Linked DNA regions of Homo sapiens: region 2 is linked to region 1. A link is an interaction called in ENCODE POLR2A ChIA-PET data of the cell type or tissue named here. Cell type or tissue: PC-3. All regions are shown on one strand. Each heading gives the region's core, and the rest is flanking DNA. Links, peaks and the distances in the headings are about the cores only. Region 1 has its middle 130 kb from the start of ARHGAP42. Region 2 overlaps ARHGAP42 (Rho GTPase activating protein 42).

Region 1 (11,320 bases), core at 1,926-9,925:
TCAAGTGTGGTCAGCCTGGATCCTGTTAGAAATGCAGAAATGCGACCTCAACCCGACCCACTGTATCAGACTTTGTGTGGTAACAAGATCCACAGGTGATTTGAGAAATGACAAAATCTGATTCTAATGAGCCTGTGTGGACTTAGATTGAAGGCCACCTGCTGCGTGGGAGGGGCTTGTCTGGGGCTGTTCAGATTCAGGAAACTTCTCAAGGAAATACTGCTTCATAACAGTTTCTCAATCCAATTGTGCTGCCTTCAATTTGGAGACATGAAGATGGCATCAAAGCTGTTGTCTGCACAGTCTCTGACTTGAAGACAGCGATTCCCCTTCGCAGGGTCAGTCCAGGCAGAGCTCTGGGCACCCAGCACAGGAAGTTCCCTTCTGCTCTCTTGCTACCTGTTCAGCCCCCCGGGAAGAATGAGCTTCCCCTGACACACAGAGAAGTTCACACGAAATCATTTGTAAAGTACAAGAGTTCAAGATGTCATGTCAAATACCTTTCAATAAATTAAGATGGCAAAACTCAGGGGAAAGAGGAGAAAGGGAGTTTAAAACCTCACACACAGGAAGAGATTGCAGATTTATTATCCAGAGGTATTGAAGGACTTCAGGACATACCACCCCAGGATATGTTGTTTTGGCACATACGTGATCTGAGAGAACAAAATAGATGCGCCTTTATCAACTAAGATGGTCCCTAAGGTTAAACAAAGTTACTTAACAGATCAAAGGCAAAGGGCCCAGGTGGCCTGGCAAATTTTTGAATTCCTAGGGCTACAAGAAAAACCACGCTCTTAATACAACCCAGACCACTACAGCTCTGATTGGACAGAGGACTGGCCTTCTAAACTTTTTTTTTTTTTTTCTTTTTTTTGAGGCTGAGTATCACTAGGTTGCCCAGGCTGGAGTGCAATGGCACGATCTCAGCTCACTGCAACCTCTGCTTCCCAGGTTCAAGCAATTCTCTGCCGCAGCCTCCCAAGTAGCTGGGATTACAGGTGCCTGCCAGCGCACCCGACTAATTTTTGTACTTTTAGTAGAGATGGTGTTTCACCATGTTGGCCAGGCTGGTCTTGAACTCCTGATCTCGTGATCCACCTGCCTCAGCCTCCCAAAGTGTTGGATTACAGGGGTAAGCCACCGTGCCCGGCCTAAATATTCTCTTACTGCAGACCGTAAGCCAGTTTCAGCCAGCTTGTAGAGGCTGTGCACAAACTGTCTTTGTTTCCTGTAGTTCACCTTTTAACATAAAGAGCCAAATTTCACCCCAATTTAATGCTAAAACCCTGCAAAAAAATGAACACGGGATGTATGTTACATGTATGTGTATCCTTGTGCACACACTCAGCTCCCCTCATAAATATGTATAGCTTTTCCCCAAAACCTGCTGAATATGTATGATTCTGCTGTGTAATGCGGAACCTGTGAGGCATAAAATCCAACCGGCTCTTCCCCTCTTTGGAGACGGAGCACCTTTAGCACACACCTGAGACTGTCTCTTGTCAGCTTGCGAATTGAAATTACCAATAAAGTTCAGCTTCCTACTATTTCACCATCCAGGTGGTCTCTTGAATGACAGGTATATTATTTTGAGCTGAAGGCATTTGCAAAACAGCAAATGCAGAGAGAGGCTTTCTCTGAATTCCCCTTATTTGCCCAAGGTCAGATACTTCAAAAGGAACACAATTGTAGTCAATCTCCTCCCCAGGAGTTTCATCAACCAGGTAAAATTGACCCTTATGGCAGGGCGCGGTGGCTCACACCTGTAATCCCAGCACTTTGGGAGGCCAAGGCGGGCGGATCACCAGGTCAGGAGATCGAGACCTTCCTGGCTAACACGGTGAAACGCCATCTCTACTAAAAATACAAAAAAAAATTAGCCGGGCATGGTGGTGGGTGCCTGTGGTCCCAGCTACTCCAGATGCTGAAGCAGGAGAATGGCGTGAACCCGGGAGGTGGAGCTTGCAGTGAGCCGACATGGTGCCACTGCACTCCAGCCTGGGCGACAGAGCAAGACTCCGTCTCAAAAAAAAAAAAAAAAATTGACCCTTATCATAGTAGAGGAGACTAAATTTGGCACTACACCCAGACAAACCTTGTCATAAACTATCGTATCTCCCATGTACTTTTCTCAGGGCTCATTCATCTTTCCTAAAAATCATTTACTGGCCGGGCACGGTGGCTCACTCCTGTAATCCCAGCACTTTCGGAGGCTGAGGCCGGCGGATCATGAGATCAGGGGATCCAGACCATCCTAGCTAACACGGTGAAAGCCCATCTCCACTAAAAATACAAACAATTAGCTGGGCGTGGTGGCGGGCACCTGTAGTCCCAGCTACTCGGGAGACTGAGACAGGAGAATGACGTGAACCCAGGTGGCAGAGCTTGCAGTGAGCCAAGATCACGCCACTGCACTCCAGCCTGGGCGACAGAGCAGGACTCAGTCTCAAAAAAAAAAAAAAAAAAAAAAAAAATCATTTACTCTCCCCCAAGTGGTCTACACTCCTTCCCCTTCTTCTGTTAAGACAAAATATAAGCCAATGGGGTTCAGAACATACTAGTCACAACTTATGATAACTTTGCATTTGAGAAAACAGCAGAAGGAAGGTCACTCTCACCTTCCCCTCACCCCTTCCCCCTGAAGCAGATCATAAGACCCTCATTCCAGAGATGCCCTCCGTATACCCAGAGGAAAGAAATAGCCTCATCTCTGAAGACACAGGGACATACAGAAGAATCTGAACAAACAGGACTTACTAAGCTCCCTCTCATTTATCACTATTAGGTTGTGTCCCCTTTGTCCAACAGTACTTCTCCACAACCATCCACATCTTCATCAGATTTAGCATGAAAATACACAGGTTTCCCTGTTTCTTTGGATCTTCATTTCTGAAGGCTCGCTTGTTCTGTAAAACTTACATTAAATAAATGTGTATGCTTTTCTCTTATTAATCTTTCTTTTGTTATAGGTGTCTCTGCCATGAACCTTGCAATAAGTGAGAGAAGGTACTACTTTTTCTCTCCTGCAGCTCTCATGTCTCCTCATATTTTTTGATACTCGCTTTTTTTCTATGACGCCCCATGTATGTAATATTAAAAATTAATAAAATTGCATACTTTATCCCCTGTTAATCTGCCTGTTGTTCATTTATTTTATAGACCCAGCTGTTGAACTATGAGGACATAAGAAAAGTCTTTCCCCCTCTGGAGTTCAAATAAGGAAACATTAACAGGGAGAATGCAAGCAAACCTAAAATTCAGAATATAATTACTTTGATTGACATAATGGGAAGGTCAACATGACTTCCCAGAAAATGACATGCAGGAAAACAGGCAATTTGTAAAAGAGTGATGATTTTGAAAGTGGAATTTGTTTCTTAGAATTATTTTTATGCATTCTTTCCCAACAGCCCCAAGTTTAAGAATTCATCCAAAAAGTATGTGTTAAAATACCCTACTAGGATGATTTCAACTTGTTTTTGCTCCCTTTTTAGGCAGATTTTGTTCCACTTGCTTATTCAGGCATTGTGTGAGCAATTTCTTCTGTTGTTCTGATAGAATCCAATGTTCCTCTCTCTTCAGGATGTGCCAAGGCAAAGCATGCTTTTTGTCTTTGCTGCCTTTCTAATTCAAATGTTGTTGCTTTACACTGGTTGCTAATGAATCTCCTGATTATGATTCTGCCTATGTATGGACCCTTAAATCTCACTGGGACCCATTTTCTATACCCTCAGTTTGCAAATATCCAGGTACCTATACTCAAGGAGTGGGGTTTTCTTTGTTTTGTTTTGTTTTGTTTTCTGGGTGAAACAGATAGAAAAATAATTTACCTAAAATTTTTCCTCCATTCTCTGGCACAGAATTCGGTATTCATAAACTCAGGTCAATAGCCTGCATTAAAGTGGCTTTCCATTGATCAGAGATCTGCGTTTGTATTTTAGAAAGAGTAGGAGACACTTCATAAAAGACAACTTTAAGTCAATATCCTACATGTCACAAACAAAACATTATTTGTTAGTCACAATGTGAATATTTTTAACGCCTGTGGGGAATGAGACTATCTTAAAGCTGATGAGCTCCCAGAAGGAAAATAGAATTTGCAGGTTATCTGACTTTGAATTCACCCTGAAAGATAATAATACTAAATAAAACTTTATAGCTATGAAGACTGAGGCTCAGCAGTTAAATAGTTTTGCAACCACAGACATTTAGGACCTTAGATGTCCTCTAGTCCAGTTATCTGTTTCTACATATACAGAAACGAGTACAGGGAGGTAAAGCAATTTGGGCTGTCATGCAAATAGTTTTTCATCTGTTTGGGTACAGTGCTTTCTCTGGCTTCTGAACAACTATTATGCATGTTATCTGTACCTCTGCAATTTAATCACAGCCTCTGCTTTGTGACACTTTTTGTTTATGAATTGTGGTGAAGAGACTCTAAAATGTGGTGAAGAGACACAAGAGGCCAGTGATCCTGTCTCATGTGCCTGGACAATTTCCTCCCCTTGAATGTAAGTGGGACCTATGACTTCTTTCTAACCAATAGGATGTGGCAAAAATAATGGAATATCATTTCATAATTTCATTACATAAGATGATTCTCACATCTGTTTAGTTCAAGCAAACTATTAAAACATGAAAATAGATGCATCATTCACATATGACTTACATGCAGGAAATTATTAGCTATTGGGTTTTTTTGAGACAGAGCCTCACTCTGTCACCCAGGCTGGAGTGCAGTGGTACAATCTCAGCTCACTATAACTGTCACCTCCCAGGTTCAAGTGATTCTCATGTCTCAGCCTCCCAAGTAGCTGGGATTACAAGCGTACACCAACATGCCTAGCTAATTTTTGTATTTTTAGTAGGAAAGGGGTTTCAACATGTTGGCCAGGCTGATCTAGATCTCCTGGCCTGAAGATATCTGCCCACCTCAGCCTCCCAAAGTGCTGGGATTACATCCATGAGCCACTGCACCCGGCCAGCTACTGTAAAAACATAACTAAGTCTTTGAAAATATTTAGGTTATTACAATTATTATTCTACTTTACTGTATATGTTTAAAACTACTTAATAAATGGAAACAGGTTAACCAAAGTGAGAAATATTATTGGAATAACACCATGCCAATATCAAATAGCATTATTAAAATATATTTTGGTGTTAATGTAAAAATTAAAATAGGGACAGACTTTAAGCCCACAAACATGATGAAATATTTCTTATTTTTAGGATTTTATATATGAGAATCTTAAATTATTTTTATGAATCCAAAGGAATAGAGAAAATTTCTTATTAGAATCTCATTTTTGTGTAGTTTTCTAAAACATTACCATCTGCCAAGGTATATTTGAAGATGATATCATGGCCCCAGGAATAAACTAGCCTCATCTGGGTTGGTTGGTTTGTTTGTTCCCAACCACCGCCCCTGCCACGTGGACTTTGGCACAAGTTGTAAAAATTAATTTTACTTATAAGTTATCTTCATTTTAATGTTGGGTGACAAACTGCTGACTTGTTAGATACTTAGATTTAAACTATAACAAAGCAACTGGTGCTTTTATGAGTGGAACCGAAAGTGATCTGGAGCTCCTAAGGTGACCAGGCATCCTGGGAATTTATGAGCCTGATCTGTGGAGGGTATTCGAGTTTTCCCTGCCCTATCTGCCGTGGCTGCTCTATAACCAAGTATCGAACCAAGATAAATGAACTTTGCACATTTAAATTTTTGACTCTTAAAAGTTAACTGGGAATAAGAAGTTCTTAAATGTTGGAATCAGAATCTTAGAACTGAAGAGGACCTTGGAGGTTAACCAATTTGACTTCCTCACTTCACAAATGAGTCACCTGAGCAATTCCTTTGCCAAGTAGATGTGATTAATTCTATCTTAGAGAAAAATATGGCCAGAGAAGTGATCTGTTCAGGATTGAAAATCTAATGGATCAGGAAACCACAACATCAGTTCGTATCTGTCTGACTCTAAAATTTGATTATCTCCCGTGACACCATCCTGCCTTTCATAAAATTCCTCAGAAGCAAGAATATGGTTTATAGAGATCCAAGAACAGAGAGCTTTAGAAGAGACACAAAGAAAACCCTTAAACAGTGTAAGATGAGCCTTCACAGAGCAGGTAGGGAAAGACGTTGTCAAAGTACACCTTTCAAAATGTTAACTCTCATTCAAATATTTGGTAAATGTGTCAAAGATTTGTTTAATGCATCAGAGACAGGACCAGCAGGATAGTAAAGCTGGTTCAAAGAGCATTTGCAGAACAGAGGTTTATATAGGCATTCAGGAAGGCAATGATGGGCTGGGTGCGGTGGCTCACACCTGTAATCCCAGCACTTTGGTAGGCCGAGGTGGGCAGATCACTTGAGGTCAGGAGTTTGAGAGCAGCCTGGCCAATATGGCAAACCCCCCCTTTCCTAAAATTCCCAAAAAAAAAAAAAAAAAAAAAAAAAAAACAATTAGCCGGACATGGTGCATACCTGTAGTCTCAACTACTTGGGAGGCTGAGGCAGGAGAATTCATTGAGCCCAAGAGGCAGAGGCTGCAGTGAGCTGAGATCGCACCACTGCACTCCAGCCTGGGCAATGGAACGAGACTCTGTCTCAAAAAAAAAAAAAAAAAAAAAAAGGAAGGTAGTGATGAAACAGGTTTGATAAATTTGGCTTTTATTATAAAAACTGGTTTATGACCTATAGGGCAATAAAACCACAAGCTTGGGGTTTAGGTTTTTCTACTGAGAGAATAAATTTACATCTCTATTGATAAAAATCATTTATAATTTATCAGTCTGCTTACTATGCAGAATTCAAGCCCTAATCAATAGTAAATAGTATATCAAAGTTTCATTTCTCTAGAGAAATACTCTCTTGGGGTAGTTGCCTAGTAGCTATCTGGCAACTATGTATTTAAAGTTATATTCCTTGACCAGCACTTGAAGTCCTTAGTTTTTGGGGCCAATTAAGTATGGAGCAAAGTATACTAATAATTGACCATGCTGGGGGTAGAGTTGGCCTCCTTTTATAAAAGCTAAGAAGCAAAGAAAAAAAGTGAGCATAAACAGAATATCATGCCACCTCATCCCAGAGATGACCCACAGAAGTAACCTCAGGCAAGGCTATAAATTTACTCCAAAAGTAACTTTGTTTACAATGGAACACAGACAGTTGGACACTAGCACCTGATATAAAGGAGTTCTGGGCATCCCAATCCTATTCTCAGGAAAAAATGGTCTTTTCATTCCATTTCTATCTTGCTTCTTGCCTCAAAATCTGTTCTTGTATTTAACTGTCTCCAAGTTTTTTACCTAACCTGGAATTCTTAACTGAGCACCTTGGATCTGTTGGCAGGTTTGTCATGAACAGCTTAAAATCATGACACTTGAATGAATAGAAAATCATCTTTTCCTTTTACCTTGGCGGAAACAAGGTTGGAACTTTTCAGTGAAACATACACTATAAAGTAAAAGAAAATCCACAATATCATATCAAAGAATATTTAGAAAGCATAGTCAATTTCTGGTGTGGCTTTAATTAACTTAAGCTCATTAAGAATCCTTCCATATCATTGGGGGATTCTGCTCAAGGAAATTAAAGTATTTTTTTTTCTTTTCCTCATGTATAACTGGGGAACCGTGCCTGGAAAAAATAAAATCAATCACCTTTTCTTCAACCTTATCTTTCCCCTTTTCCCACTTCTTTTTCCACCTCCTATCTTTGCTCTAGCATGAAGCTTCAAAGAGGCTCCAGTGACCGTTCACCTCTCTTCCTCCCATCTGAAAGTTAATGTGTTCAAAGGAATCCAGTAGACTGATTACTCTCATTTTTGTCCCTGCTGTATCTTAGAGGGGGAAAAAAAAGTAAAGGCAAAGTCCAGGCATTTAACTGCCTACTCAACTTCTATTCTAAAACTAACTTAACTCTGTCTACTGGCAGAATTGAGTCCAATGATAGTAATTGCTTCTGAAAAGCAAAAGACAGTCAGAAGTCTATTTTAACTTCTCCTTGACTCCTTATTATCAATGAATGTGCCTTCCTGTATGCCAGCTTGGAAATATAAATACCTGTTTCTAAAAGTACAGCATATAATGGCTGAGAAGGTTGAGAAATTGAGATCGCTGATCAAGATCCATTAGCGCCCTAGTACACTCTGAACATTGATTGGCAGTAAATACAGTAGCAAGCATGAAACTTGATAGAATGGGACACAGGCCAACCACAGGCAGACATACAAAACCTAATCTGAGGGCAGTATAAGAGACAAGGGACAAATTTAGGTTCCCAGCCTGGCACACACAGTGTAAAAGATCCAAATATGGTCTTTTCCCCTACAAATTTTTTTTCTTAGGAGAAGATGGAATCACCCTAGAGACTGCATCCAATTTTATCTGCATATACATATTAGTTTAATTCAAAGTGGTCTCCCCGTCCCTTTAATAAAACTAAATGAGAAATATGACAAGTCATGTAAAAAGGGCTAATAAGTTTACAAGATCTTCCTTCTGAAGTGGCAATTTTAAGTTAATTTTTTAGTGAACTTTTATACTTTAATAAAAACTTGTACTTTATTTTAAGGGAAATAGAGCCTCCTGCTCTCTTTATGCTTAATTTAGAATATCTGCAAAATACAGTATATTTTTTTGAAATCTTCTTGGGGAAATGATTCTTATTCTTATCTCTGTTGCTACATTGACCAATGCTCTGCCTCTTCCCTGGTATTTTATCCAGTAAATGTTCTCTTGCAAGGGAAGTTTTTCCAGCTGGAAAATATTCAGAGATTTTCTGATCTAAGGTTACTGTTGTTTGGTTCTTCCCACACTAATATCCTTAGTGAGTCCTAGACTTTATACTCCTCTCAAAATCTTGCCTTTTTAAAAAAAACTTTTAAGCTCTGAAGTTTTTAAGCTCTAAGTTAATTCACTAAGTTAATGAAATTGCTGACTCTCCATTTTCTAATTTCTTTTCCAACTGCAGGCAGATCTGCTTCTCCTTTTAATGGTGTTCTGTTTTTCTGTAAGTTTATCTTTCCTTTTTATGCAGTTTCAGATGAAGGTTTATTTGCTTTTTGACTTCAACTTGCCCCATGAAGAGCAACAGTTTTCACTAGGCCTGAGTGCCTTCCTGTTTTTCTTCATCTTTCCCGTAATTCTTGTATATGTTGCTTAAAATTTGGTATCAAACACCACAAAGTGACTCTGCAGACTTTAAATAGAAGGAAGATTATATTTAAAAGTTTGGGGTATCTCATAGAATTGAGGGAATGATTAAGCAGTCAAGACTCTGTAAGTTAAGGAACGAAGGCAGCTGGGGATATTGAAGCACCTGGAGTTTATGGAATTTCAATGATCATCTTTTCAGAGCAAATAGAAAAATGAGTTATAATGCAACTGAAAAATAAATAGATACAAAGATAGAGAAAACAGACTATAGATACAATGTACAATATAATCCCAGTTTTGAAAAAGAAATAAGGTATAGTATTATCATAATGGATCACATATTAGAATAATGATTTTCTTCATTGTATTTGTCTATTCTCAAATTAACATGTATTACTCGTGTGATTTTTGAAGTTTGAAAGTAAAATATCTCTCTGTTGTGGAGTTATAAATAAATGACCTCTGTGAACACATCATTCATCAGAACCATCCATTAGTGTTTATTAACTTCTGGCTGGTGGCCCAACACATTCCTCTGCAATGTGTTGGCTCTCCGCAGTTTTTGCATTGTGTGGGATTTGAATAAACTTCAATACCCCAGAGAAGGTCCAGTCTTTTCTCTCTGCCTCTCTAAACTGTTGCAAGAAGAACTGGCTCTTCCAGCTCTCTATTTCCTTCTGTGATTCTGCTACCCTTTTCATGCAGTTCCCTCTGGAACTCAGTTCTAGAAGATCTCATTCTTTGTCTAACATCATTTTGTTGGATCTTGAAGACTGTGGGTGTTATTGCCTTTCATGGGACAGGAAAGGGAATTATGACTGCCTCCACAGGAAAATAAAATTTTGCAGTGGGTAATATTGGTTACAGAACAGCATAAAGAAGAAACAACACCATGTTTTCAGTGTAATTCAAATATAATGTGAGACATAAGAGAGTCTCAATCCATACTACCAGAAAAAGCAGAATATAAACATATATATAAGAAGATTCCATTTGTAAAAATATGCCTATATTACTATCTTTAACTTGGATCACCACAAATAAATTTTTCTTTTTGCTCATCAGTGTTCCCTAGTTGTTGTTTTTTCCCCTTAAATAAACCTGTGTGACTTATTTTAAACATTAAAAAGGTAAAATTATAACTGCAGGTGGGTTACATATTGTCAGGAAGAGACTACATACACATGAACACCCCGCTGCATCTTCCCAATTGGCCGGCCAAGATTTCAGAAACGGTGGAAGTGAGGTAGCTGCACAGAGCTGGAGCAAATGCAGCCCACCTCGGCCTGGCTTTTTCCTCACCCCTGACTCCCCTACAGGGTATGCAGCTGCCTGCAACACTCACTGGCCAGAGAGAATCCTGACAGAGCTGGGGAAAAAAAATTTAAAAGGTAAATGTTTGCTGCACCACTGCCATACTTGGTTTGACTCTCATAATTATGTTGGTTGTAGGATATGGTTCAGAAATCCTTTTCCCACGGTAGCACTGAAACTGAGATCCAGCCGCCCACTAGAGTTCATTGTGGCCATTTATAAATACATATAATATTGTTAAACTTACCATTATCCTGCTCAATCTATGCGTTCCATTACTCTCAGAGTAGGCACTACTCTACTATACTAGACAAGTAATACTGTACTAGACAAGGATGGGGCCTAATAACTGTGGCATGTGCCCCTCCGTAAAACCGGCTCTTGCCTTAGCTTTTGGAGGGCTTTAGATTGTGGGTAACCTTCGCTATCCACAGTGGAAGCCCAGGATTTTCTTTATCTATCCTGTTTCCTGACCTGACTCTTCTTTCTAGTGTTCCGTTCCCTTTAGTGTTCTTCCACTTTTTTAGGACACTCCAGCTGGGTTTTAAAATTCAGCATGCCCCTTGAAGACAGAACAGTCCTTTCCTCACCACATACAGAGCTGACAGTGCTCTGCTTTCGCCTGAGGATAGGTGGAATGGTACTGATTGTCTGCAGTTGAGAAGCAAAAGTATGGCTTCCTGACCAATTCATGAAAAATGCCTTGAGCTAATTACTAGTGGTTAAAGAAACACTGCCACGGGAACAGCACTCCTCCAGACTGATGTCACCAACAGCGTGCTTACAGCTTCTCCTCATATGTGAAAACAAATACCTATGCTTTTATGATTGCAGAGGA
Region 2 (11,320 bases), core at 1,842-9,841, 220 kb after region 1:
ATACTATAAGAGTGATTTTAGGTTTCTATGGAAGAAATTTTTTCTTTTTGGAGACAGAGTCTCTCTCTGTCACCCAGGCTGGAGTGCAGTGGCGTAATCTTGACTCACTGCAACCTCTGCCTCCCGGGTTCAAGTGGTTCTCCTGTCTCAGCCTCCTGAGTAGCTGGGATTACAGGCATCTGCCACCATGCCCAGCTAATTTTTTGTATTTTTAGTAGACACAGGATTTCACCATTTTGGTCAGCCTGGTCTCGAACTCTTGACCTCAGGTGATCCACCCGCCTCGACCTCCCAAAGTGTTGGGATTACTGGCGTGAGCCACTGCGCTTGGCCTAAAGAAAATATTATAAATTGTTTTTAAATCGAAGCTCTGTGTTTGTTTGTTTGTTGTTTCCATAAGGAAATGACTTAATCATTCTATAACTCAGGTCAGCCGAGCTTTGAATTATTCGTTCAAACAAATATATATTAGGTATCTACTATTAAATATACCAGGCACTGGTTTAAAAAATTATCTTCCTTTTTTTTCTTAATACTGGTTTCTTTTTTAATGTGAATATTTGTTTTTAAAGAAAACAAATCAGCTATGATTCCCTAAACCAGTGTTGTTGCAGATGCAGAACATTACTGCGGATCAGGAGACTTGAACCCTAATCTGACGTTGCCTCAGTAATTTGGCAATGTGTCCCTGGGGAAACCATGCTCCTTTCTGAAACAGAAGGATTCATCTCCCATAAAATGAAGAGGTCGTGTTATATGAACTCTGAAGTTTTATCTATATCTGACTTTTTATTGTTTGAAGGTCTGATTCTTATAACTCCCTCCACCCCCACCTTTTAAAGACCTCTACATTTTCCAGCTTATAGATGTGTGGTCCCTTTGTAGGCTGGATTAGAGATATGTCATATAATGAAAAGAGTATATAAAATATTTATGTATATTTTAGAGGATATTACTAAGTGTACCCTACTTCTGGGTGTAAAAATACAATACTACAAACACTTAAGAACAGTGACCAGTGATTGCCCAACTTTAATGTCTGTAGGAAACATCTGGAATTTTTTTTTTTTTGAGACAGAGTCTTGCTCTGTCGCCCAGGCTGGAGTGCAGTGGCACGATCTCGGCTCACTGCACCCTCCGCTTCCCATGTTCAAGCAATTCTCCTGCCTCAGCCTCCCAAGTAGATGGGACTACAGGCACCCGCCACCATGCCTGGCTAATTTTTTTTTGTACTTTTAGTAGAGACGGGGTTTCACTATGTTGGCCAGGTGGTCTTGAACTCCTGACCTTGTGATCCACCCGCCTTGGCCTCCCAAAGTGCTAGGATTACAGACGTGAGCCACTGCGCCCGGCTGGAAATCTTAATTGCAGGTCTTGGGTTGCGTGTAAGATTCACATTTCTAATAGATTTGAAAGTAATGTCCACACTGCTAGTCCATGGACCACGCTCTGAGAAGCAGGGATTTGTAATCCCCTTCATACCTCTCCACAATCACATTCCTCTTCTTCCTCTGCCCTTTCTTTTTCTTGTATAGTTCTACCAGTTATGTCTGTATTTCTAGACGGTATGTTTTATTAGCTTTGACTCCCTAAGTAGCAAGTCTTAGCACAGACCTCGCTGTGAAACAAAAGGGCAATGTTACCCCCACAAAAAGAAGGCTCTCAGGAGAAGCTAAGCTGAATGAATTTCAGCTTCATTGTGTGGCTTTAGCTTGCCTGCATTCACAAGAGCTCCTTTTGGAGAAATCTCTGGGCAGGGTACAGAGTCCTTATACAAGCTTTCTCTGCATGTGGAATTTACATGATGCATACATCATTGTGATCATATTCGCAGTCTTTCTGAGCAGATATATGCCAAGTGGTCACTCTCTTTGCTTGCCTTTTTAGAAGTGTTAGTTAATTTGAGGGGAGGGTGTAGTGGCTGGTCTTCTTTGGCCCTCAGTTTTGTGATCAAAGATGGTCCAGCCATGCCTGTCACTTGCCTGAGGTATAGTTAAAGTGCCTCCAGGAATAAGGGAGAGCCCTCCCACATGCATGACTTCTTCCTCCTCACAGCAGAGCTGGGGAAGGGCAGCATTAGGGATCATGCACTGCCAACATTTGGAACAATAGTGGTCATTTTGCTTGTCATTTCTTGACATTGGTGATATAAACGTCTGGTCCTCAACATAGGCTTTGTAGTATACACTTAGCCAGGTAAAAGCCTAGATTATATTACTAAAATACAAATATATTAGCATTATTACTTAGAAAAGCTATACCCACATATTTACGTAACAGTTATTTTCACTTAGTTGTTTATTTATTTTGAGACAGAGTCTTGCTCTGTCACCTAGGCTGGAGTGCAGTGGCATGATCTCGGCTCACTGCAACCTCCGCCTCCTGGGTTTGAGTGATTCTCATGCCTCAGCCTCCTGAGTAACTGGGATTATAGGCGTATGCCACCATGCCCAGCTAATTTTTGTATTTTTAGTAGAGATGGGGTTTCCCCATGTTGGCCAAGTTGGTCTCAAACTCCTGACCTCAGGTGATCCACCTGCCTCAGCCTCCCAAAGTGCTGGGATTACAGGTGTGAATCACCATGCCCAGCCTTCACTTAGTTATATTAAGCTATAAATTCCATGAAGGCAGAAGCCAGATTTTTTTCTTTTTCAACCCTTTTAGCCTTAGCGCTTGACCCAGATCCTAATAGTAGACCCTCAGATAAATTGTTCACTAAATGACATAATTTTCCTTATAAACTTTAATATTTTTCACTTATGTACATATTTTTCTAATACAATGATATATATAATTTGGTATTTTTTTCTTTGGAAAGAGGATTATAGCAAATACTCCTGGGTTTCCACAGATGATATAATTTTAATGGCTTCATGAGTTTATTTCATCAGGTTCATATACATGAATTTATGAAATAGTCCCTATAGTATGTTCAGGTTACTTCTGGTTGACCCTTTACCTGTTATTGTTAAGAGTACAGAAAACATCTTTCTGTATGTTTCCATTTCCATTAAGCTTCTTACTTAAAAGACATCTTGAAGTCACACATACATGTAGTAACTGCAGACGTAGGGTTTTTAATCACTATGCTACGCAGCCTTCTAGGCAGATGTTAGGTAATTTCCCCAAGTTGTAGTGAACTTGATATCTCAACAGTGGTTTGTTTGACTCTTTCCACTTTGGCTAATTGAACATTGTTGTGCAGCTGTTGCAGATTAGATTCGAGAGGTGTGAATTGATCAGTAGGTGAAGGCTTACAAGCAATGATTATTACATTAAATTTTAATGCTATGTGGGCTTTGTGAAGTTAAATCTCAGGTTGGAGATCAGGAGATGAAGAATCTACACAAGCAGATGTAATGTTGCTTGCTAATTTTAAATCAGGAGACTTATTTAAACCCTTTGCACTCGGAATCTGATTTAAATAGCAATGCTATTAGGAAAACTTAGAGCAAAATGACTTACAAGTATAAAATATTTCTGGAACAACTCCTGTAAAAATATAGATATGTTTCAATATCCTATTCAACACTTTTTACCCTTTACCTGAGCTCCCACATATACTCTAAACAGTTAAAAATAAATTATGTAGATAATAAAGAAGTAGTAGGAGGAGGCTCTGAAGAATCATTGCTGACCTGGAAGATTATGAGATTACACCAAGCTGTTCTACAAAGGACAATAAACTGGAAAATGTATCCCTGGGACTAACGTGTGTGTCTGGAGTGGGTGGAGCATAAGGATCACGCTTGTCCACCTTCATTGGCTTCAGTTCTACGTGGGACGGTACAGCGTTTTCACTGTCTTTACCTTGTTGAAGCCTGAGTTCCAACGACTTCTTTATTGCTCTGATTTAATGAAAGAGGAATGAGGTAGGGACAGCTGTGACTCTGAGCAGCGAGCAATAGCCCCACAACACTCTCAGCTGGAGTAGGCTTGAGACCTACTGATGACATAGCCACAAAATACTGTGACTTACAAAGAAGCTCATCTTTTGTATGTGGGTCATGTCAGTGCAAAATGACTTGAAAAGTAAGACATCGGCAGGCTTTCTGTGTGTAAGTTGGTGGTGGGAATGGGTAGGAAGGGAAGAGGAAGATGAATAAAGATGTCTGCTTTCATTGCGCTTACAGTGGAAGAGGATAAAAAAAGGTTTTGGGCAAAGTAAGGAAGAGAAGGTGGTGTTATTCTATCAGTATAATTGCCTAATTATGAAAGTTGTTCTGGGAGGGTGTTTGATGTGTAGGCCCATGTCTGGCCTGTACATCTGTCCCAACGCTTCACTGGTTCCCTCTGCCTCCACCCTTTTGGCCTGTGCTTGCTGGGTTTTTTGTTTTGTTTTGTTTTGCGCCAGTGACACACTGCTGGCTTGGAAGGAGGCAAAATGGGATTCGTTGTTCGAGACCCAGTGGGGAATTCCTGTGGCTCAGAGAGCAGGTCAGGACTGAAGTTCCAAGCAGGGCAGTGTCCTGCACTTTTTTTTTTTAGCACCTCCCTTTTCATTGAAGAGCATCAAGAGGCCATTGCCCTCCCTTCTCTAAGGATAAATGAGCTGCAGGTGAGCTTTGGCCTGTTCCCTTTCATCTGCTCACTGCAGTGCTGGGTGAGTGGGAAGTGGCCTATTGAGTCCATCCACATAACTTCCCACAGCTGCACTAACTGCCCACTTTTTATTTGGCTTTGGTGTTTTGAACTGAGTAAGGAAGACATTGAGTTAGGAGTACAGTGCTAGACACGCGGGGCTCAGAAATTGGTGATGGAGGGGAGAAGAGTGACTATAAACCGGTATAAGATAGATTCAAGCTTCCTCTCATATATATTTATAGGGGTAGACCAAATACAAAAAGGTACCATCATTTAACTATAATTACACAAGTAATATGTATGTAAATACAAAAACAATACCCATTGCATCAGTCCTGGAGCACACTCTTGCATGGGAATTGATAACGTTCCAACATGAGTTATTTGCCCAGCCTTAAAACCTTACTGATAGGAAATAAAAGGTTATTTGTGCAGAAACTAAAATCATATTCTTTTGAAAACACTGTTTATGGTGGGTTAGTTCAAACGGCTGGATGTCCAAAGATACTACTGTGAATCTGCCTATGAGACGGGTTGTTTAGCTGCATTGATTTAGCACATTAGTGTATAGGATAATAAAAGACTTTAAGTCTGAGCACATCACTTGAGAATTTTTAACCACACCAAAGCTGGAGTATGCAAGTTACTCTATTTTGTTTTTGTATTAAGTACTTATAATTTGAAATCATTTTAAATCAAAGATTAAAAATGAGAAGACCTCTAGGTTTTAAAAAAATTTAGATATTGTGGCCGGGTACGGTGGCTCACGCTTGTAATCCCAGCACTTTGGGAGGCTGAGGCGGGCGGATCACCTGAGGTTGGGAGTTCGAGACCAGCCTGACCAACATGGTGAAACCCCATCTCTACTCAAAATACAAAATTAGCCAGGAGTGGTGGTGAATGCCTGTAATCCCAGCTACTTGGGAATCTGAGGCAGGAGAATAGCTTGAACCTGGGAGGGGGTTGTTGCGGTGAGCTGAGATCGTGCCATTGCACTCCAGCCTGGGCAACAAGAGCAAAACTCCATTTCAAAAAAAAAAAAAGTTAGATATTGTTAGTCAAACTGAACTAGTGCCAATAAAAATGTTAGTCATTAATATGAGGCAAAGTTTATTCATTCTATGTAATCTTGGAAACCATTGGAAAGTCCAGTTGCGATTGTGCGTAAACAGCTTGGTTAGTGATGTTGTGTGATGACCTAGACTCTCAGGAAAGTCTTGAACAGTATGAGCTTTGGACTCAAGAGATTAAACATTTACCAAGAAGGAGAGTCACTTTGCTAGTAAATATTTTTGGTGGAGACTTCATTCCTTTAGACACACCTAAACAGAAAATTCCTGTGGTAGTGACAGGCAATACACTACCATTTGTCAACTAAGGTAATAGCTCCAAATTAGGAGTGGAGAAATGAGTCAGTCAGTTAGGTAGTTTGGATCAAACTATATTTTTTAACAATCCCCCAGCTATTTCTGACATAACTAGTGTATTGCTGGTCCCTTGTTTACTCCATTTTAAATGCAGATATGCAGACATAGCAACAAGGATAGTGCCTAATAGTTAGCATCGGCCGGGCACAGTGGCTCACTCCTGTAATCCCAGCACTAGCACTTTAGGAGGCCTAGGCAGGCAGATCACCTCAGGTCAGGAGTTCAAGACCAGCCTGGTCAACATGGTGAAACCCCATCTCTTCTAAAAATACAAAAATGAGCTGGGCATGATGGCACGTGCCTGTAATCCCAGCTACTCGGGAAGCTGAGGCAGGAGAACCACTTGAACCCGGGAGGTGGAGGTTGCAGTGAACTCAGATTGCACCACTGCACTCCAGCCTGGGCAACAAAGTGAACACTGTCTCAAAAAAAAAAAAAAAAAAAACACGAAGAGCATGTCGCATTTTAAAAAAGAAGCTGTTTTATGGAAATGCTTGTACGAATCGTACATGTACTGATTGATGGATGAGAGCTCGAACATGAACCAAGTTTTGTGTACAGCATTGGCTGAGGTGCCCTGACATTTTTACTTCTTGTTCTGTCTTTAGGAGAATGTGTTGAAAGGTGAAGGTATAGCAGGTTAAAATAGTGGCAATTCAAGTCACAGGGGCTTTACTATGTCTTCCTGTGCTGGCAGTGCTTTGCCAAGGTGCAAATATTTATTGTTTGATTACCTCTCTGAGGCTGGGTGTGCATCAGTGGGTTACTGTGGTGAGGTGACTCACATTGATCTGTAGATAGAAGCCTGAGAGTGATCTTGGATACCTGATCTGAGGGTGTCAAGAAGAATTTTTTCAAGGGAGTGGTTGGAAAATCTCATTCAGTTTCTTTGTTAGAAGAGTGACTGTGTAAAAAGGCATAAAATTTTTACTTACTTTGAAGATGCGTCTGTTAGGTCAAATGGAAAGGTAATATTTGATTCTGTTTCCCAAATGAGAAATAGGAATATAGTCTAGGGTGGAAAGTATGGGAAACAATTTACTTTTTGTATTTGGAAAGGATTCCTCTATAGTGTAGAAACACTTTGAGAGATAATAGCTTTTGTTTCAGGTTAAAAATCATAACTGCCATAATAAATGCAGAAAATGCATTCAAAAGATCATTAATAATTTTTCTTAAAAAAAAGACCTATTTTCTTTTTTGACTTAAACAAATTCAATGATTAAATTATTGAAAATGCTTCTGTGAAAATTTTCTTCAGAATTTGGTCATGAGTACAAATATGCATTTTTACAGTTTACTCAATATTTGTCTAGTGGTATTGTGATACAAAAGGTAGAACTGGGCGGGGTGTGATAGTTCACACCTATAATCCTAGTGCTTGCAGAAGCCATGGCGGGAGGAATGCTTGAGACCAGGAGTCCCAGACCATCCTGGATGAGGCCCCAGTTCTATAAAAAGTAAAAATTTAGCCAGGCATGGTGGCATGCACCTATAGACCTAGCTACTCAGGAGGCTGAGGCTGCAGGATCCCTTGAGCCCAGAAGCTGAGGTTACATTAAACTATGATCACACCACTGTACTGCAGCCTGGGTAACATGTTGAGACCCTGTCTCTTAAGAAAAAAAAAAAAGAAACGGTGAAGTTGTTTGTAGCCATGAGATTCTTCTTGGGCATTTTTAGGAAAAATTTCTAAACCAAAGGCAATGCCATTATCAACCACAGCTGAACTCTTCTAAAAGAGACCTGTGATATTTTATTAAATTTGAGGAAGTAAACTACCTTCTCATTTGCTGAATCAAAAAAAAAATATCCATCATTCTTTACAGACCCTCATTACAACCACTTAAATGTGGTTATATAAATCAGGAAGTCGTGTATTAAAGTGGAACATTTCTAAATGCCTAAATTGTTTATACAAATAACATTTTCTTTTTAACTCTGCAGAGGAAGCATATTTTACTTTTTAATAGCTCTCAGTTGGACAATTGAATTATTGTTTTCCTGTTTTTTTTTTAAACCACCCTTATTTTTGTACCCACACAGAAACCACCCACAATTAATGATGGAAGCAGCTGGGAAAGTTGCACATTTCAGGTGGTGTTCCTCTCTTAAAAAAAACACGCTGCTTGAGAGAGATGCTTTTATCATATTAGCTGTGTATTTTGAAGCACTTTATTTGACTTAATTTGAAATTCAAAAGCTTAGGTGTTTCATATTTCAGGCTTCGAGTTAAAAAACAACCTGAAAACTTGTCATGTCACAAGCCTGGAAAGAAATTTATTTTTTAACTGATGGATAGACATTAATCCCCTAAAACCTCATTCTTTTTTTGTGACTTTGTTCTGCCCAACAAAAAATAGCCCAGTCTTTTGTACAGAGGGCTCACTTGCTTATCACTTGTAGCAAATTATATGCTCTTTGAGGTCTGAAAGTTTTACTCATATTCCTATTCCTTCGTAGTACTTTAGAGCTTTATTTGTAGCAAAGATTTAATATTTGTAGAGTGAACAACCACAGCTGTAAAAGCTATTAAACTTTTACAGAAATGAATCACTTTAGGGTAAATAGAATTTTAGAGCCTTATATTAACAATAATATATATACTGGCTGGGTGCAGTGGCTCACGCCTGTAATCCCAGCACTTTGGGAGGCCAAGGTGGGTGGATCACCTGAGGTCAGGAGTTCGAGACCAGCCTGACCAACATGGAGAAACCCCATCTCTACTAAAAATACAAAATTAGCTGGGCTTGTGGCACATGCCTGTAATCCCAGCTACTCGAGAGGCTGAGGGAGGAGAATTGCTTGAACCTGGGAGGCAGACTTTGCGGTGAGCCAAGATTGCACCGTTGCACTCTAGCCTGGGCAACAAGAGCGAGACTGCGTCTCAAAAAAAAAAAAAAAAAAAAAAATATATATATATATATATACACACACACACATATATACACGTATATATATACGTATACATGCGTATATATACGTATATATATACATATACATACGTATATATACGTATATATACATATATACGTGTATATATATGTACTTACTTGAATATATCTACTATGGTTCTTTTCAGTATGCTAATCTAAATTTTCAGAGGGTAATAGGTCATAAATTAACACACATGCACACACATATGTAATTTTTACATGTACTTTAGAATCATTTAGAACAAGTTTTTGGCTGGGTGCGGTGACTCACATCTGTAATCCCAGCACTTTGGGAGGCTGAGGCAGGTGTATTACCTGAAGTCAGGAGTTCGAGACCTGCCTGGCCAACATGGTGAAACCCTGTCTCTACTAAAAATAGAAAATTTGGCCAGGCATGGTGGCGCGTGCCTGTTGTCTCAGCTACTCGGGAGGCTGAGGCGGGAGAATTGCTTGAACCTGGGAGTCAGAGGTTGCAGTGATCCAAGATTGCGCCACTGCACTCTAGCCTGGGGGACAGAGTGAGACTCCATCTCAAAAACTAAAAAAAAAAACAAGTTTTAAAAATATTTATAAATATTAAAATAAATTTTAAACCAGAGTTAAAAATTTATTCTCTTTTTGCATTTATTCAATATTTATTGACTACCTGTTATGTGACAAGAACTGTGCTTGTGAAAAAGGTGGTCCAAATTTTGCTCTCATGGAGTGTACAAACTAAAGGATAAGGTGGTAAACCCCTTTTTTAAAATAACATGACTTTAAAAAAGGCTTATTTCAGGGAGGTGGATAGAGAGTCAAGGAGAACTTTTATCTATGGTTAGTAAAAAATAATCTCAACAAAATAATTAGTGTAATAAATGCTATGACCTATGCTAATTTGGGATGCAGAAATATATACTTGATCCTAATTATTTGCAAGTTTTATATTTGTGAATTAACATATTCTAAAATGTATTGGTAACCCCAAAAGCAATATTGCTGGTGCATTTGTGGATATGGGCAGAACAGTGATGAAGTTGGTCCACCTGACCCACCCAGGATCCACTCTATGAAGCATGGTGGAGCGTTATTGAAGACTAATAATACGATAGGTTTTTTGCTCTTCTGTAAGAGCGACATTGTTAAAGCCGAAGGCCGATGGGGATTAGAGTCAGAAACCGGCTTTGTAGCTTTCTCTTGCCTCTCTTTTGAACTTGTCTGTGCCTGCATTTCCTGGTTATACAACTCATTTATTCAGTAAATACTTAAGTATCAACCAGATCTAAGCCACAATGGGTGGCATAAGTAGTTTAAATTTTTTTTGGAGGACACCAACATTAAACAACCAAAGACGTGAAGTCACAATTGTTTTGAATCGTGTAAAAACAAAGCTAATTATGCTAAGAGAACATAGTCAAGATAGACTAGGCATTGTTGGGTGCCTATTGGTTAACATCAGAGCCTAGAAAAATAAGTGATGGCCCTTGTGGGTGTTATGGGCACAGCTTGCACTTTTGTTAATTGGAAAGAGTTCAATAGTAATAGATCATTTCTCAAAGTTCAGCCCACTGGCCCTGTTTTTTTGGTGTTTTCCTAGTTTTCTTTGTGGAGTTTCTCTAACTTATGTTAAATATACTGTAATATAAATTAATCAGCTTTAAAATAGCCTTTGAGGATGGTATTGTACAATAGGTGTTTTCTTGGTGTGGAGTAGTTTACCTCTTTCTCTCTGGGAGCTGCATTTCTATAGTTCTAGGATCTTTCTCTTACTTTCTTTATGTACATGTGAGGGTGGGGAGGAACAACATGAACTGTTTTTTTTTTTCTGAATGATCGGAAAATGCTACTTCTGACTTAGAAATGTTGGCTTGGTTTCCCAAATCACAACTTTAGTATAGTGGAGTAGAAGGAGACTTTGGTGAGCATGGGAGATAATGCTGATGTTTTCCTTCAGACCCAGAGGTGAAATGATTTTCTGAAGTCACATGGGTACTAGAACCTTGATAACTGGCTCTTAGGTTGTCAACTTTGACTTTGAGGTTACTTGTTCATTCACTCAATAAATACTTACCAAGCACCGAGAATTTGTCAGGTACCATGTTAGGTGCTGAAGATACATCATTGTGCAAAACAGAAATAAATCCTCACCCCAAGGGGGTTTGTATTCTTGTCAGAGGAATTAAATGATAAAACAGTTAAGTTCACTATATATTAAACTATGAGAAGTGCTACAAAGAGTCACAATTATTCAGATTTTTTTCTGTAATAGTTTTAATATACAGATATCTGTAATTTTAAGATGTTGATGTTACAACAAACTGCCTGTGAAGTGAAGCTTGGTTTATTTTCCATTAATCAAATTTATATGATCCCACAGATATTGACCTAATTCTG

The links. Peaks named below come from ENCODE experiments on the same cell type or tissue, not always from the same donor. Only the 100,000 strongest peaks of a DNase experiment are listed, where the experiment ranks them.
Region 2: POLR2A ChIA-PET joins it to region 1 with 20 read pairs; 2 of 35 experiments call an interaction of 5 or more read pairs at or near these places.

The regions. Positions count from the first base shown.
Region 1 is chr11:100,552,564-100,563,883 of GRCh38, forward strand. No RefSeq gene overlaps it. Among named protein-coding and RNA genes, the nearest start is that of ARHGAP42, 130 kb to the right of the region's middle. In PC-3, for the core only: no CTCF peak of the experiment used is centred there; DNase peaks (open chromatin) are centred at 5,848, 6,168 and 9,728; H3K4me3 peaks cover 931 bases; H3K27ac peaks cover 1,517 bases; H3K27me3 peaks cover 412 bases.
Region 2 is chr11:100,770,546-100,781,865 of GRCh38, forward strand. All of the region lies in intron 2 of ARHGAP42 (Rho GTPase activating protein 42), which reads left to right. Among named protein-coding and RNA genes, the nearest start is that of ARHGAP42-AS1, 88 kb to the left of the region's middle. In PC-3, for the core only: no CTCF peak of the experiment used is centred there; DNase peaks (open chromatin) are centred at 5,916, 6,776 and 8,516; H3K4me3 peaks cover 2,046 bases; H3K27ac peaks cover 5,122 bases.